Linked DNA regions of Homo sapiens: region 2 is linked to region 1. Evidence: read pairs that join two places in POLR2A ChIA-PET (ENCODE). Cell type or tissue: CD4-positive, alpha-beta T cell. All regions are shown on one strand. Each heading gives the region's core, and the rest is flanking DNA. Links, peaks and the distances in the headings are about the cores only.

Region 1 (5,372 bases), core at 89-5,088:
ACTTGGGAGGCTGAGGCATGAGAATCACTTGAACCTGGGAGGCGGAGGTTGCAGTGAGCCAAGATCTGCACCACTGCACTACAGGCTGGGTGACAGAGCAAGAACCTGTCTCAAAAAAAAAGTATTTGTGCGTGAATGTAGGTAAAGCTAAGCGTGTACATATACACATGGATGTGTGTGTACCAGAACACATGGATGTGTGTGTACCAGGAGGGTCAGGGAAGGGAATGGCAGGAGCTAGAAAAACCCAGGAACTCCCAGACCTACTGCCATCTGTCTCCAGGAAGAAATGGGACAACTGGCCCTGGCTTTTGGCCCATGGCGAAAGGTGCATTTTATATCTAGGTGCATGTATAAATGTGACTGTGTGCAAATATGGACACATGTGTTCTCATGTTTGCATCTACGTGTATGCATGCATGAAGTTTAGATATGGAAATACCTGTGGATATGTACGGAGGGACTATTGAAGGACTGTTGTAGCTGGAGGGATGCTTGGAGATCTCACGTACATAATTTTACATATGAGGAGACGGAGGCCAGCGGCTGAGACTGCGTGTGTGAGTGATTGTGCGCTCGGGCTCAGGGGAGCAGCAGGGCTTTCTGAGCATCATCTCGCCCCCTGACTGCCCCGTGATTATCACGCTTATTTCACACGTGAGGAAAAGTCAGGTGGGACGAGGCCAGGGCACCAGCCTGTGAGGGGCCGCCTGGGCCACGTGGGGTCACATATGGCTTACATAAACGCCATGGGCCAAAGCTGGTGCCAGATGTTCTGTTTCTTCCTGGAGCCAGATGGCGGCGGATGTGGGAGTTGGTGGATTTTTCTAGCTCCTGCCATCCCCTTCCCTGACCCTCCCGGATTTTCCCCAGGCAGGGAAGGGCTGGGGACTCGGGGAGCTTTGTCCTGGTGAGAATTGCCTTGGCCTGGGAAGCTGCTTCCTTTGGGCAGGGCCTCAGGAAGCCATGATGGGGTCTGTGCCAATGCATCTCCTCTAGGGTGGACTCCTCGCACAGTGCTCTTCCTATAGGGCCCAGAAGCAGAGCAGCCAGGCCAGTGGCATAATGTAGGCCATGCCCCGGGGCAGTCTCTGCACTGTGGATCTGTCCCCAGGTTTGGCTGGGGGTTTGGTTTTTAGTAGAGATGAGGTCTCACTATGTTCTCAAACTCCTGGGCTCAAGTGATCCTCCCACCTTGGCCCCCTAAAGTGCTAGGATTATAGGTGTGAGCCACTGCATTTGGGCGCCGTGAAAAGCTTTGAGAAGGCTAATGGAAAAGCAAGGGAGAGCCCTGGGCACACAGCCCCCTCGAGGAGGCAGGTAGGGCCCCACCTCACGGTGTGGGTCACAGAGCTTTACTCCCTGCATTTCCAGCCATGTGGGTTTGGGGGCCATCCACCCATCAGATACTGGTTAGGAAGGTGATCAGGGCTCAGTGCAAGGGAATACTATAGGTGAGGATGGAAACTACAGGGAGAGAGGTCCATGACATCTTAGCATGTGGAAGAGCAGATTAGCAAACAGTATGGAGAAGTTCCCTATTCAGAATGTGTGTGTGTACATGCATAAGAATTTGGATTGGGGGGCCGGGTGCAGTGGCTCATGCCTGTAATTTCAGCACTTTGGGAGGCCAAGGCAGGAGGATCACTTGAGGTCAGGAGTTCGAGACCAGTCTGGCTAACATGGTGAAACCCCGTCTCTACTAAAAATACAAAAAATTAGCTGGGCATGGTGGCAGGTGCTACAGGAGAATCACTTGAACCTGGGAGGCAGAGATTGCACCACTGCATTCCAGCCTGGGCGACAGAGATTGAGCTGAGATTGCGCCACTGCATTCCAGCCTGGGCGACAGGGCAAGATTCCATCTCAAAAAAAAAAAAAAAAAAAAAAGAATTTGGATTGGGCCAGGCGAGGTGGCTCACACTTACAATCTTAGCATTTTGGGAGGCCAAGGCGGGAGAATTGCTTAAGCCCAGGAGTTGAAGACCAGCGTGAGCAACAGAGCTAGACCTTATCTCTACAAAAAATTTTTTAAAATTAGGCTGGGTGTGGTGGCTCATGCCTGTAATCCCAGCACTTTGGGAGACTGAGGCTGGCGGATCGCCTGAGGCTGGGAGTTCCAGACCAGCCTGGCCAGCATGGTGAAACCCTGTCTCTAATAAAAATACAAAAATTAGCCGGGCGTGGTGGCAGGCGCCTGTAATCCCAGCTACTTGGGAAGCTGAGGCAGGAGAATCGCTTGAACCTGGAAGGCGTAGGTTGTGGTGAGCCGAGATCGCGCCCTTGCACTCCAGCCTGGGCAACAGAGCGAGACTCTGTCTCAAAAAAAAAAAGAAGAAGAAGAAGAAGAAATTGACTTCTCACAGTTCTGGAGGCTGGAAAGTCCAGGATCAAGGTGCCCACAGATTTGGCGTCTGGTGAGGGTCCGCTCTCAGGTTCATACATGGGGCCTCCTCACTGCATCCTCACCTGGGGGAAGGGGAAGGGGTCTCTCTGGAGCCTCTTTTTTTTTTAGATGGAGACTTGCTTTGTCACCCAGGCTGGAGTGCAATGGTGCTATCTCGGCTCACTGCAACCTCCATCTCCTGGCTTCAAGCAACTCTCCTCCCTCAGCCTCCTGAGTAGTTGGGATTACAGGCATGCCCCACCCTGCCCAGGGCTGATTTTTGTATTTTCAGTAGTGACAGGGTTTTGCCATGTTGGCCAGGCTGGTCTTGAATTCCTGACCTCAAGTGATCCGCCTACCTCAGCCTCCCAAAGCGTTGGGATTACCGGCGTGAGCCACAACGCCCGGCATCCGGAGCCTTTTTTGTAAGGGCACTAATCCCGTCGTGTGGGCCCACCCTCATGACCTAATGACCCCAAACGCCCACCTCTTCATACCCTCGTGTTTTGGTTGGGATTTCAATGTACAGACTGTGGGGGGCACAGACTGCAGCGGCTGCCTCTCCATACGCTGGCGCAGAGCATCGACGCATCTTACAGATGAGGAAACTGCCCAGAGCCAGCCCTTGTGCCGCTGCCTCCCTGAGACTTTTTGGATGGGGCGGGTGGGAGCCGCACACAGGATGAGTGGACGCTGAGCTCTGTGGCCCTCCCACCCAGAGCTGCATCTCTGTCCCTCCGTCCTCTCTTCCCAGAATCCTCCTGACCAGAGCAGCAGAGAGCGGATCTGTTTGCAGCCTGCCTGTCCCCGCCCTGCCCTCACCTCGCCCTCTTTGACCTTGAGACGGATTCCTCGAGCCAACGTCTCTTTCCTGGAGCTGGATGGGGACAAACCCGGGGTCCCTCCCTCTCTTAGGAGTTGAACCACAGTGACCAGGAGCCCAAGAGCGCCGAAGCCCTGTAGTTGCTATGGAGATGGGAGCGGGTTTGCAGAGGGAGCTGTGTGATTAGGTGGCATTTGCGTCTGTAGAAGGAGGCAACGCAACACCCTCGCCACCCCTGAGAGGTGCTTATACCTTGGACACTCTTATGAGAGCTTCCCAGAAAAGCCAGGCTCACAGGGGCAGGAACGGAGATTCCTCCACACACCTCCACCCTGTCCCTGCCACCAAACACCCAGGTACCCAGGCAAACCGTGGCCAGGGGACAGGTGCCATCATGACATGGGTGAGCTGCCTGCCTGGAGGTTCTCCAAGTCCCTCCTGCTGCCCACCTGTCCAAGCCCCAGAGTGTCCCTAAATGCCCAGGGAACGCTCAGGGTCCTTTCCAGGGGGCAGTGGCCTAAGAGGCTCATTCTCCAGCAACCCTCTGCGCCGGGCTGGGTGGTCCCATTGCCCTGTCTCCAGCCCTCACAACTGTGCAAGCCAAGTATCAGCCCCATTTCACAGACGGAGAAGCTGAAGCTCAGAAGGGTCAGCAACCTGTCAGGGCCGGAATCTGAACCCAGGTCTGCCCGACTCCCATTTATGTGCTCTTTCCCTCACACGACCCAGCCCAGCCCAGCTCCAGCCTGGCCCCCTCAGCCTACCCTGGGCTTCCAGCCAGTGACCTTCCCAAAGCACAGAGCTGAGGCTTAGAGAGAGATGTGGCTGGACATGCAGAGAGTGAAGCCCTGTGGCCCACAGCTGGAGGTGGGACCCTGCCTGCCACCTCAAGGGGGCTGTGTGTTCTGGGTTGTGTGCTCAAGGCTCTCCCTTGCTTCTCCCCACTACTCCACGAGCTGGCCTTTCTGCTTGAAAAGAGACCCCCAGCCTGGAGCGGGCTCATGCCTGTAATCCCAGCACTTTGGGAGGACAAGACAGGCAGATTACTTGAGGTCAGGAGTTCAAGACCAGCCTGGCCCACATGGTGAAACCCGGTCTCTACTAAAGATACAAAAATTAGCTGGACGTGGTGGCACACGCAGGTAGTCCCAGCTACTCGGGAGGCTATGGCAGGAGAATCCCTTAAACCTGGGAGGCGGAGGTCGTAGTGAGCCAAGATCGTACCATTGCACTCTAGCCTGGGTGACAGAGCGAGACTCTGTCTCAAAAAAACCAAAAAACAAAAAAGCGGAGGTTAGGCACAGTGGTTTGTGCCTGTAATCTCAGCACTTTGGGAGGTGGAGGCGGGCGGATCACATGAGGTCAGGAGTTTGAGACCAGCCTGGCCAACGTGGAGAAACCCCATTTCTACTAAAAATACAAAAAATTAGGCCGGGCGCGGTAGCCCTCACACCTAATCCCAGGTGTGAGGTGGGCGGATCACGGGGTCAGGAGATCGAGACCATCCTGGCTAATATGGTGAAACCCCGGCCGGGCGCGGTGGCTCACGCCTGTAATCCCAGCACTTTGGGAGGCCGAGGCGGGTGGTTCACGAGGTCAGGAGATCGAGACCATCCCGGCTAAAACGGTGAAACCCCATCTCTACTAAAAATACAAAAAATTAGCCGGGCGTAGTGGCGGGCGCCTGTAGTCCCAGCTACTTGGGAGGCTGAGGCAAGAGAATGGCGTGAACCCGGGAGGCGGAGCTTGCAGTGAGCCGAGATCCCGCCACTGCACTCCAGCCTGGGCGACAGAGCGAGACTCCGTCTCAAAAAAAAAAAAAAAAAATGGTGAAACCCCGTCTCTACTAAAAATACAAAAAAATTAGCCAGGTGTGGTGGTGGGCACCTGTAGTCCCAGCTACACGGGAGGCTGAGGCAGGAGAATGGAGAGAACCCGGGAGGCAGAGCTTGCAGTGAGCCGAGATCTCGCCACTGCACTCCAGCCTGGGCAACAGAACGAGACTCTGTCTCAAGGGAAAAAAAAATTAGCCGGGCATGGTGGCACCGTCTGTAGTCTCAGCTACTTGGGAAACTGAGGTAGGAGAATAGCTTGAACCTGGGAAGTAGAGATTCCAGTGAGTCGAGGTTGTACCACTGCACTCCAGCCTGGGCGACAGAGTGA
Region 2 (5,372 bases), core at 168-5,167, 89 kb after region 1:
TCTCACCACTTGCCCATCTGCAAGCCTCAGCCCCCTGCTGTAAGTCCCAATACACACGACACTCATGATCCAGGGTGACAGGCTGGGCCTAACTAGCAGCCTTTCAGAGAGAATGAGCTATCGCCCAGGGCCAACTTTTATCTCTGCTCTAGGAAGAAAAATGGCAGGACTACAGTATGAAATCCAACCTGGCCAGTGTTTTAGTTTCCATCCCCCATTGGAACACCAGGGCATTTGGGAACTATGCAGTACACAGTTCCTGCTCTACCTCCAACAATCCTTAAGCTTTATTCTATCATTTTAGCATTTCTCACTTACCGACCATTCCCCCACATCCTGCTCCCATTTATTTATCTTCAGCTCCTCTTGGGATCTTGATTCTATTTACTTTTTCCAAGTCATTTCATTCAGGATTTTGTATTTGCTTCCTGAATCAATAATTACTACCCAAACCAATGTAAAAGTGGCCACTATTTTCCTTCCCCTGCTCGCCCCACCTGGAGACAATCCCCTGTGCCCCCTCACTCAGTTCTCCCTCCAGATATGGTCCAGCACACAAGGTGGCACTGTGTGACCTATCAGAGCCCCTTGAATTGTTTGCAGAGGAACTCGGCTGGGTTGGGGAGAGCTTCTGGGGTCTGGAGGTGACTAGGTGAGGGAAACGGATCAGTGGTTTCTGGGAGAAGGGGCAGCACCTGGGGGCAAGAATCAACCCCAAAGCAAGAAAAAGTATCTAAAACTCTGCCTTCCCACCATTCTATTCACTTTTAATGGTGAGGTCAAGGCTCTTTCCATACAAAGGTGGCCAAGGGATCTGCTCTCATTGGACTTTCTCCCAGGAGCGGCCTGCTCCCTTCCTCCTCCTGCCTTGGGCCTCATCAGCAACAGCCTGCCCTTCAGGGTCGGAGACAGGCTCATGGCCAGGGACCTGGAAGAAGGTAATGGGCTCTTATGGAGATTTAATAACTGACCTGGCATTAACCTTTTTTAGGACTGACTAACCAGCCAATCGGGATTTGTGTGAGAGCCGCCCCAAGGCAGAATATACTTTTCTACTAGTAAAGAAAACAGCTGGTTTCAAATAAATAAATCAATTCACAAGATACCCAGCCAACCCAAACCTTCTACCAACTCTGTGGTACTGTGTGCTGGTTCATCACTGCAGAGAACAGCATCCATTAAGACCTCTGAGAATACCAGCCTAAGTGGGTCTCTAACTGTCCTTTCAAAGCTTTCCTTAACTTTAATTCTTGGGGTTTCCTGAGGGCAAACCTAAGGCATCAGTCTCCCGTGAAACAGGAGAAGCAGCACGCCAACCCTCTCACTCCTGCTGCTGCGCTCCAGCATCTTGCACGGAGGGGAAGGGTGTGAGTAAGAACATACTATAGTTTATTTTCAAGATAAAGATGCTGTCATCTTGCCAAGACTCAGATCCAAGTATCTCAACAATTCCCCTAGACAAAATCATCTCCCCTCCCCCAAACCTTCAGCTCATGCTGAGCCCAGTACTGCGGCAAGAGGCGTTTTAGAACTCCTTTCAGGCATCGACACCTCCTTTGAACAAGAGACTTGGTAGTCATCCCGTGTACATTTTTTAAATTGGGATGTTGTGGTGTGGTGAAGGTTTTTTTCCCTTGGGGTTTTGGCAACCACACTGAAATTCTGCCCTTAAAAGCGACTCCCTAAAAATGGCCTTTTCCAGTGCAGACGCACACGAGGCAATGAGAGCAGCTTCGAAATCCCTGATCATCCAGGATCTTCCCACGGGAGGACCTGTGCAACTGAATACTCACTCTGGGGGGCTGCAGGGGAGCAGGGGACACAGGGAGTTGTTTGTTCAAGGACAACGGGTCTAACACAGAATAATCCCAAGAGGAAAGAATCTGGTGAAAACCATTCATTGAGGACTTCCTAACAGAAGCTCCACACCGGGGCACCTCTTGGCTACAAAGCAGTAGTTAAGGCAGGGCTGGTGCCTTCCTTTAGCCCCAGCAGGAGAACAGGGGCTCTGATGACCAGCATTTCTCATACCAGGGAACAGCAACACAGCTGAGGTCCACCATGAATTCAACAAAGCCTGGCTTGAACGAAATGAGTCTTACCCTGGAGAGGTACAGGAATCCTTGAGGGAGTTGTTCACAAATTTCAAGGGAGGGGCCTTCACCTCATGGTCAAATTTCTTTTCAGAGCAAGAGTACAGGCCCCTAGTGCTTTTTGGCTGGCGTGTGGGTTCCCAAGGGCCCTCCCCAGGGGGCTTACCCGAATCCTCCTGCGCTGGCAGCTGCAGTGCCCTCTCCGAACACTTTGCCTCCCGTCGAGCCCAGAGGGCTTGTAAAGGCTGGGGCTGAACCGAATGCTGGCACCCCTCCAAACCCAGGGGATCCCCCAAAAGTAGGAGGGCTGCCAAACACTGGAGCAGCACCGAAGCCACCTGAGCAAAACAGAGGCAAACAAACAGAAATAGGGAGAAAGAAAGGAGGAGACAGGAAGAGAAGACATTGAGCAATGAGAAACCAAATCAAAATAGGAAGAAAAAAGGGAAAAGAGGATGTTAGCAATTCAAATGCAAGAACTAGAGTAAAGGGCAACACCCCCCCTCCCCCCCGCCCTTCTATCAAGAAAATAGTAATGAAAACAACAAAACAAAAGCCCTCAAACCAAACCACTCCCCTCCATTCCTAGCAGAGGGCTCTGGGGTCCACTCAGGAGAGCTCCTGCAGACCCTGTGAAGTCACTGTGAAGCCGTGTGAGCAGACCTCCAAGAGCCCACTCGGTGCACCTTCCACCCCTCCCAGGTCCTCTGAGCTGTTTGGAGTGAAAAACCATTCTCAAAAACTCCAATCCCTACCTAGCTGACAAAAGATGACAGACTATATTACTTATCAGTACACAGGCAAGACATCCAGCTTCATAGAAACCCAAATTATAAAATCAGAGGCTCAAAACCTCCTCTCAGGGAGAATCCCTGAATTGGGTCATAGCAGAGACAGAGACGTGTATGCTGGCGCCCAGCCAGGTGCTTTTTATTTATTTACAGCCTGATGGCTCCTACGTCTCTCATCAGAGTCTCCCTTTCTCTCGCTCAGTGGAGGTTTGTTTTTTTTTTTTTAAATGCTTTTTTCCTGCAGTCTGGAATTACTTCCCAATGAAAAAACACACCAAATTTCTTCTTTGGAGGCAGGCTGCTGCATAAATCTAATAAAATAATAAGTCAACAGTGAGGACAGCCCTAGAGTTCAGATGCCTTCTGCAACGTTGCCAACACTGCTGCCCAGTGGGCTCAGGCTGCCAGAGGGCAGCACCACACAGGTGGCCACACAGACAAGGGTCAGGTCACGCACAGGGCACCCTACTCTGATTGCTGGTGATGCCTGTCAGGCAGGAAGACAAAACATCCTCTCCTGAGCTATTCCTGATGCGGGTTCCCAAACTTCCAAGATACTGCTGAAATCATTCTAAAGTATTAGAATAGACACTCAGTGAGTGTCTTCTTGAATGAATGGAATAGAATGGCATAAGAAATGTGCTCTAACTGGGAGCACCCTCTAAAGGGAGTACTTCTTAAGGTGAGTGTTGGCCTATGAACTGCGTGCTAGCGGGAGTAATGGTGGCCTAGCGACAAGCCTTTTCTCCCCTTTCAGAAAGTCAATCTGTTGTTAGAGGGATGAAATCCAGACTTCTTATTGTTTATGTAATCACAACACAAGCTTCTGCCATCTGAATCAGGAAAGATCAAATCCTGGGTATGAAAAGTTGTCAGCTGAATCCCTCAGTTAACTGTTATTTTGTGATTCACTCATGTGCCTATTTGCCATTAACAGTGGTAGGCTGCACAACTGAGAAGATACTTTTTTGCTAAGGCTCGTGTTTGGGTTAACATTCCGCATGTTAAAACACTGAGTGAAATTCCAAGCCATGATAATGGAGACTGTTGGGTTATAAATATAACAGACTGGAAAAAAAAAAGTGCTAAAAAACCCTTACAGTTGAATTATTTAAGACTGATCACAGATCTAGTTACACTTTCTTCCTAGACATGCAGGGCGCTATCTAGTACCTTGTATCAATATTGCTTAGACTTCTTGGTGGAAGGTGAGTGAAAAATGGGAAGTCATGATGATACAGAAAATAAACTGGACAGGGGAGGGGTGGCGGTTAAATATACACAGAGAGAAAAAGCCCCCAAACAACACACCTGGGTCACAGCCAAATTAAACAGGAAGAAAACAGTCACTCTGGCTTAAAGAGGCAACTCTCTCCTGATGGCAGGAGGGGTTTGATTTTATCAGTTGCCGTATTTTCATAAATTTCTTCTCCAGAAGAAACAAATTTTCTAATAATCAATGATGATAAACTTTCTGATTTATTGAGGGCCCACTATATGCCAGGTGCTTCACAGCAGTTTTCTTAAATCTTCCCAATAAGCCTGGGATCCTTACATCACAGGGGAGGAAACTGAGACTTAGAGAATATGCCACTTGTCCCAACTTCAGCCAGCTGATGGGTGCTAGAGCTGGGACTGGAACAAGGTCTGTGCGACTCAAACGCCCACCTCTCATCTTCCCCATCATTCATCCCCTGCCTGCCTCCCTCCAAATCTAACACTTTAGCGAGACAGCAGGGTGTAGACCACTGACCATGGTGGGCAGCAAGGCCATCTTCAGTCCATCCCACCTTCCTCCTGTCCTCTCCCCGGATGACCTCCAGCAGGATAATTTTATAATGCAATTTTACTGAAGGGAGGATAGATACTTTTGGAATTTTTCAAAGACCCATCCAAATCATCAACTTAAAATCTCTCTTAAAGCAAAAAGTGCCCTGATGCCTGGACAGGAAGGCAGTTCCTCTATTCACAGCAGCCCTTCCTTCTGCTCGGGACTTCCAGTCCCCTCTTTCAATAGAAAAAGCTCTCCCAGAACCAATACGAGTTCTGCAGCAGAGAGATGAAGTCCTGAAACATGAGGGGGAGTGGCCTTTCCCCTGCCCTCACTTTGATGTTTATGGTTACTAGTTCACTCATCTTATGTATCTGAAAGATAGTTGTTCTCTATTCGAGGCCTCAATCTAAGTATTAGTTTCATGGGGCAAATAAGTACTTACTATGAAAAGTTGGGGCATACATTTTCTCTAAGACTAGACAAATAAAAGGGTCAGATTTTCTTTCTTTTTTTTGAGACAGAGTCTTGCTTTGTTGCCCAGGATGAAGTGCAGTGGCATAATCTTGGCTCACTGCAATCTCTGCCTCCCAGGCTCAATTGATCCTCCCACCTCAGTCTCCCGAGGAGCTGGGACTACAGGTGTGCACCAACGTGCCTGGCTTATTTTTGCATTATTTTTTTTTGTAGAGACGGGTTTTTGCCATGTTATCCAGG

Evidence for each region. ChIA-PET counts read pairs that join two places held together with the same protein. Peaks named below come from ENCODE experiments on the same cell type or tissue, not always from the same donor. Only the 100,000 strongest peaks of a DNase experiment are listed, where the experiment ranks them.
Region 2: POLR2A ChIA-PET joins it to region 1 with 5 read pairs; 2 of 35 experiments call an interaction of 5 or more read pairs at or near these places.

The regions. Positions count from the first base shown.
Region 1 is chr9:131,313,780-131,319,151 of GRCh38, reverse strand. No RefSeq gene overlaps it. Among named protein-coding and RNA genes, the nearest start is that of PLPP7, 27 kb to the right of the region's middle. In CD4-positive, alpha-beta T cell, for the core only: no CTCF peak of the experiment used is centred there; no DNase peak of the experiment used is centred there.
Region 2 is chr9:131,225,219-131,230,590 of GRCh38, reverse strand. It overlaps NUP214 (nucleoporin 214), which reads right to left. Exons shown (of 36, transcript NM_005085.4): 33 at 2,260-2,431. Among named protein-coding and RNA genes, the nearest start is that of FAM78A, 49 kb to the left of the region's middle. RefSeq lists enhancers at 1,785-2,783, 2,784-3,783. In CD4-positive, alpha-beta T cell, for the core only: no CTCF peak of the experiment used is centred there; a DNase peak (open chromatin) is centred at 2,990; H3K4me3 peaks cover 900 bases.